2 separate regions of the Mus musculus genome follow, and region 2 is linked to region 1. The links are chromatin loops, found by intact Hi-C in ENCODE. Cell type or tissue: heart. All regions are shown on one strand.

Region 1 (2,500 bases):
AAAGGGTCTCAGTGCTAAGATTACAGGCATATAGCACTGTGTTTGGCTCTCTTTTCACTGTCGTGACAATTTCATTTTTTGGTATAAAATTTGTATTATTTATTATTAATAATAAGATTATGAAGCCTAGTGTCTTTGCCACTGTTGTATTGCTGTGAAGAGACACTATGACCACAGCAACTCTTAAAAAAGAAAGTCTTTAATTGGGCCTGGCTTACAGTTTAAGAGATTTAGTCCATTGTCATCATGGTGGGGAGCATGGTGGCACACAGGCAGGCTGGATGCTGGAGGAGTAGCAGAGAGTTCTACATCTGGCAGCAGGCAGCAGGAAGAGAGTGGCACTGGGCCTGGTTCGAGCTTCTGAAACATCAAAGCCTGCTCCCAGTGACACAGTTCCTCCAAGAAGGCCACACCTCCAATAATGCCACTCCCTATGAGTCTATGGGGGCCATTTTCACCCAAGTAAAGTAAAATAAAATAAAATAAAAGGTGGAGAGATAGTTCCACAGTTAAGAGTGTTCTTGCTCTTGAAAAGACCAAATAAATAAATAAATAAATAAATAAATAAGTGTTTTTAGCCAGGCGGTGGTGGCACACGCCTTTAGTCCCAGTACTTGGGAGGCAGAGGCAGGTGAATTTCTGAATTCAAGGCCAGCCTGGTCTACAAAGTCAGTTCCAGGATAGCCAGGGCTACACAGAGAAACCCTGTCTCGAAAAATACAAAACAAAACAAAACAAGAACTCAAGTATTTGGCTGCGTCTGCCTTCTGAGTGCTGGGATTAGTGGGTGCAACCCATACTCCTGAACTCAGATTCTTTCACCTGTGTGGCAAGCACATTACCCATTTCCCATCTCCCAGTCCTCTACCTTTCTGGCCATAAAGACATGCTGCTTCCTGGAGGCTGCTTCCATTGGATTTCAACTCTCTGGTTCTTGACGTGGGCTTCCAGTTTTCAATTTCCCTGAAGTTTAAATAGAAAGAACTAGAGGGCCCTAGTTTTTTTGTTTTTTAAAAGGCAAAAGGCAAACTGTACTTTAGAATCCCACCAGCAGGTGTCGCTGCCGCCAAGGGAAAGGGTTCACTGGGTTTTCCTGTTTTACAGGGGCCTGAAAAGGAAGCAAGGGAGAAAGAATCCCAGTTCCTACAGAAGCCAGTCCCAGTGGCAGAAATGTGCTGGAAACACGGGTAGAAAACCCGAGTGACAGCCACTCAGTGCAAGAAGCAGCACACCAATCTTGGCCGGGAAAACAGGGAAAGGTTTAAACGGACCACTTAGGACCCAGAGGCAATTCCCAAGGCAGATGCTCCACACTGGCGAGGAGAACCAGGTGCAGAGCCAGAGACAGGAAGGGGAAATGTCAAGCATGCCTTTAGTTCTGACTTCCTAATATCTTAGGTACACTTTTAATTAATTAACTCATTCATTTATTCATTTCTTCGAGGCAGGGTGTCTCTGTGTCTTAAGACCAGGTTGGCATCAAACTCACAGGGACCCGCCTGCCTCTGCCTCCCAAACGCTGGGTTAAAGGTGTGCGCTACCACTGTCCAGCCTTTATATTTAAGAGAAAGGATCTAAATATACAAGATTCTAGCCAGGCACAGTGGCACATACCTGTGATCCCAGAACTTGGAAGGTAGAGGCAAGAGCATTAGAAGATTAAGGTCATCTTGGCTACACAGCAAGCTCAAGGCAGAACTTGAACTATGTGAGACCTTGCCTCAAAACCAACCAACCAACCCTCCAAAAGGACTGGGAAAACGTGGCTCCCTCAGCAGAGCACTTGATATGCAAGGATACCAAGGAGGCCTGAGTTTCATCCTGAAAAACACACTTGGCAATGCATACTTGTAATCCCAATGCTGAGGGCACAGAGGCAAGAAGGGTGGCCATGGCTTGTCGGCCAGCCAGTCTGGCTGAATCACCAAGCTCCAAGTTCAACAAGAGAGGCGTACAACAGAGCAGAGGGAGAGATTGAGGACAATGCCTGACAATGCCCTCTGGCCTCTCCATACACACACACATACATACATACATACATACATACATACATACATACATACAAACACATATAAAAACAAAGACCACCACCAGCGGCAGCAGCACCACCACCAACACTGTCACCACCACCACCACCAAAGCCAATATGCCCAGATCTTGCCAGGACTGGCAGCACCAGCTTGTACTCCTCACCTTCAGGAGGATAGTGAGTTTGAGGCTAGGCTTGGATATATAACAAGACCCTGTGTCAAACAGCCAAAAACAAGCCTTGGATGGCACCTGCCTCTGCCTTCAGAGTTCTGGGATTAAGGGCCTAAGGTCTGGTTTTTAAAAGGCTTTATAGCGTAAGTACTGGAGAGCTGATTAAATGAGGAGCCCTTGGCATAAGGTACACATGTGTTTGCGAGAAAACATTGTCCTGAATGGATTTTCTTCTAATGAATACTCCAGTGATAGTCTATATCAAATCAAAGTTGGGAGCTGGAGAGTGTACCTCACT
Region 2 (2,500 bases), 240 kb after region 1:
CGGAGGTCTCTGTTCCCATGGACACACTCCTGACCTAAGCAGGTGTATAGAGCTGAGTGTTCTACAAGCGTATCTAATGGTGCTTCCTTGTCTCCATCCTTTCCCTGAAGTACCCTCTTCCAGGACAAACTTGGGGATGCTAGTACGTATGCTGATGGGGTGCACAACAAGCTGGTGCCCTTTGTCGTACAGCTGAGTGGGCATCTAGCCCAGGAAACTGAGAGGGTGAAGGAAGAGATCAAGAAGGAGCTGGAGGACCTACGTGACCGCATGATGCCCCATGCCAACAAAGTAACCCAGACGTTCGGGGAGAACATGCAGAAGTTGCAGGAGCACCTGAAGCCCTATGCCGTGGACCTGCAAGATCAGATCAACACACAGACCCAGGAAATGAAGCTCCAGCTGACCCCATACATCCAGCGCATGCAGACCACGATCAAGGAGAATGTGGACAACCTGCACACCTCGATGATGCCCCTTGCCACCAACTTAAAGGACAAGTTTAACAGGAATATGGAAGAGCTCAAGGGGCACCTAACCCCCCGTGCCAACGAGCTGAAGGCCACGATCGACCAGAACCTGGAGGATCTGCGCCGCAGCCTGGCCCCTCTGACGGTGGGCGTGCAGGAGAAACTCAACCATCAGATGGAGGGCCTGGCCTTCCAGATGAAGAAGAACGCGGAGGAGCTCCAGACCAAGGTCTCCGCAAAAATCGACCAGCTGCAGAAGAATCTGGCCCCGCTGGTGGAAGACGTGCAGAGCAAGGTGAAGGGCAACACGGAAGGGCTGCAGAAGTCTCTGGAAGACCTGAACAGGCAGCTGGAGCAGCAGGTGGAGGAGTTCCGACGCACTGTGGAGCCCATGGGAGAGATGTTCAACAAGGCTCTGGTGCAGCAGCTGGAACAGTTCAGACAGCAGCTGGGTCCCAATTCGGGGGAGGTGGAAAGCCACTTGAGCTTCCTGGAGAAGAGCCTGAGGGAGAAGGTCAACTCCTTTATGAGCACCCTGGAAAAAAAGGGGAGCCCAGACCAGCCTCAAGCCCTCCCCCTCCCGGAGCAGGCCCAGGAGCAGGCTCAGGAGCAGGCTCAGGAGCAGGTGCAGCCCAAACCTCTGGAGAGCTGAGCTGTCCCTGGTGCCCTCAGCCCATCACAGCAGCAGACACCTGTCCTGCCCCACCACCTGTCTGTCACTCTGTCCCCAGGCACTTCTTGTACCAGCTTGAGGACACATGTCCTGTGGGAGGTGAAGCCACATCTCGCTACTCAATAAAGCAACTGAGAAATTAGCCCCATCGGGTTGCCCTGTGATTCCTTGGGGGCTGGCCTGACGTAGGGAGGAAATCAAGGCATCTGGCTGGGGACATGGGGGTGAGGGGTGGGGCCGGTAATGAGCCTTCGGGTGGGTCAGGGGTTGGTGTGCTAGAGAGGAGAATGCAGAAAAGACGCCAGTCTATCAGAAAACAAAACACGCATCCCGTTCACAGCCTGCAGAAAACAAAACACACATCCCGTTCACAGCCTGCAAACAGTTATCAAACGCCCTTGAGGTTCCAGTCAAGATTCTGAGCACTAGTCAAAACAGCCTTTGTGGCATTGTGTGCCTGAAGACCGGGCTTGGTGTTGACAGGGACACCTGGAGGGCAGCAAGACCCAGTCCCTGACCTTGAAGAGTTTACTGCACGGCAAGTCCCTTCTTGAACATGCCTGTGCCTTTGAACTTATTTATACAAAAGTAAGCCACTCTGTCCCACTGTAAAGTACTCATGTTTGCCCCGGAGTTTTCTCCACCTATGGATAAATCTGTTGACTCCAGAGCTGTATAATAGATGCCACGGGATATGAACGAGCCTTGGCAGCCAAGGTGGAACAGGCTTTGCCCAGGAGCCTCCTGATGGGTGGCTTGCCTGTCTATGACAAAGCTGGTGGTCGCTGGGGCAAAGAAATGAACCCATCAGAGGACCCCAGTGGTTTTATGGGGACAGCCAGCCACAGGAGGCTGCAGTCTCTGGAATGAATTTTCCCTGCCCTTGGAGACTTAGAGCCTCCCTAAGGAGGGAATCTCAGAGTAGAGTAGTTCAGGGATTCCTTCCAAAAGATTTCACATACTGGCTGTAGCCTCTGCCTCAGGTCTGCAAGTCAAACCCCTCTGCCTCAGAATGGGTAAAGTTCCCCTGGGATGGACTGGAACATGCTGTGGGTGGTCCCAGCTGCTCTGGCCTTCTCCCTCCCTTCCAAGGCGTCCTCTGTGTGTCATAAGCCCAGACCTGGGTTTGCATCCTAGTTTCCTGATACTTCTACTGGGTGATTTGGAGCAGGTAACAAAACCTGTTTTGGAAAGGAAAAATGAGGAACCTTGGGCCAGAGTTATTCAGAAGGTCTGATGGTGCCAAGCACTTAATATAACCATCAAGGCAATGTAAATACTAAATGTGTGTGTGTGTGTGTGTGTGTGTGTGTGCGCGCGAGCACACGCGCTCACAGGATCACGCGCGCGCTGTGCT

What was found. A loop is a pair of places that touch in the nucleus more often than their neighbours do. Peaks named below come from ENCODE experiments on the same cell type or tissue, not always from the same donor. Only the 100,000 strongest peaks of a DNase experiment are listed, where the experiment ranks them.
Region 2: a loop joins it to region 1, with 5 times the contacts of the local background. A loop is called at or near these places in 25 of 42 quality-filtered maps.

The regions. Positions count from the first base shown.
Region 1 is chr9:46,002,836-46,005,335 of GRCm38, forward strand. It overlaps a transcript of Pafah1b2 not described here. Among named protein-coding and RNA genes, the nearest start is that of Sik3, 8.7 kb to the right of the region's middle. In heart, a CTCF peak has its summit at 1,052 (motif pointing right); a DNase peak (open chromatin) is centred at 1,156.
Region 2 is chr9:46,242,169-46,244,668 of GRCm38, forward strand. It overlaps Apoa4 (apolipoprotein A-IV), which reads left to right. Exons shown (of 3, transcript NM_007468.2): 3 at 111-1,290. The coding sequence ends at 1,122. Among named protein-coding and RNA genes, the nearest start is that of Apoa4, 2.6 kb to the left of the region's middle. In heart, no CTCF peak of the experiment used is centred here; no DNase peak of the experiment used is centred here; H3K27ac peaks cover 1,477 bases.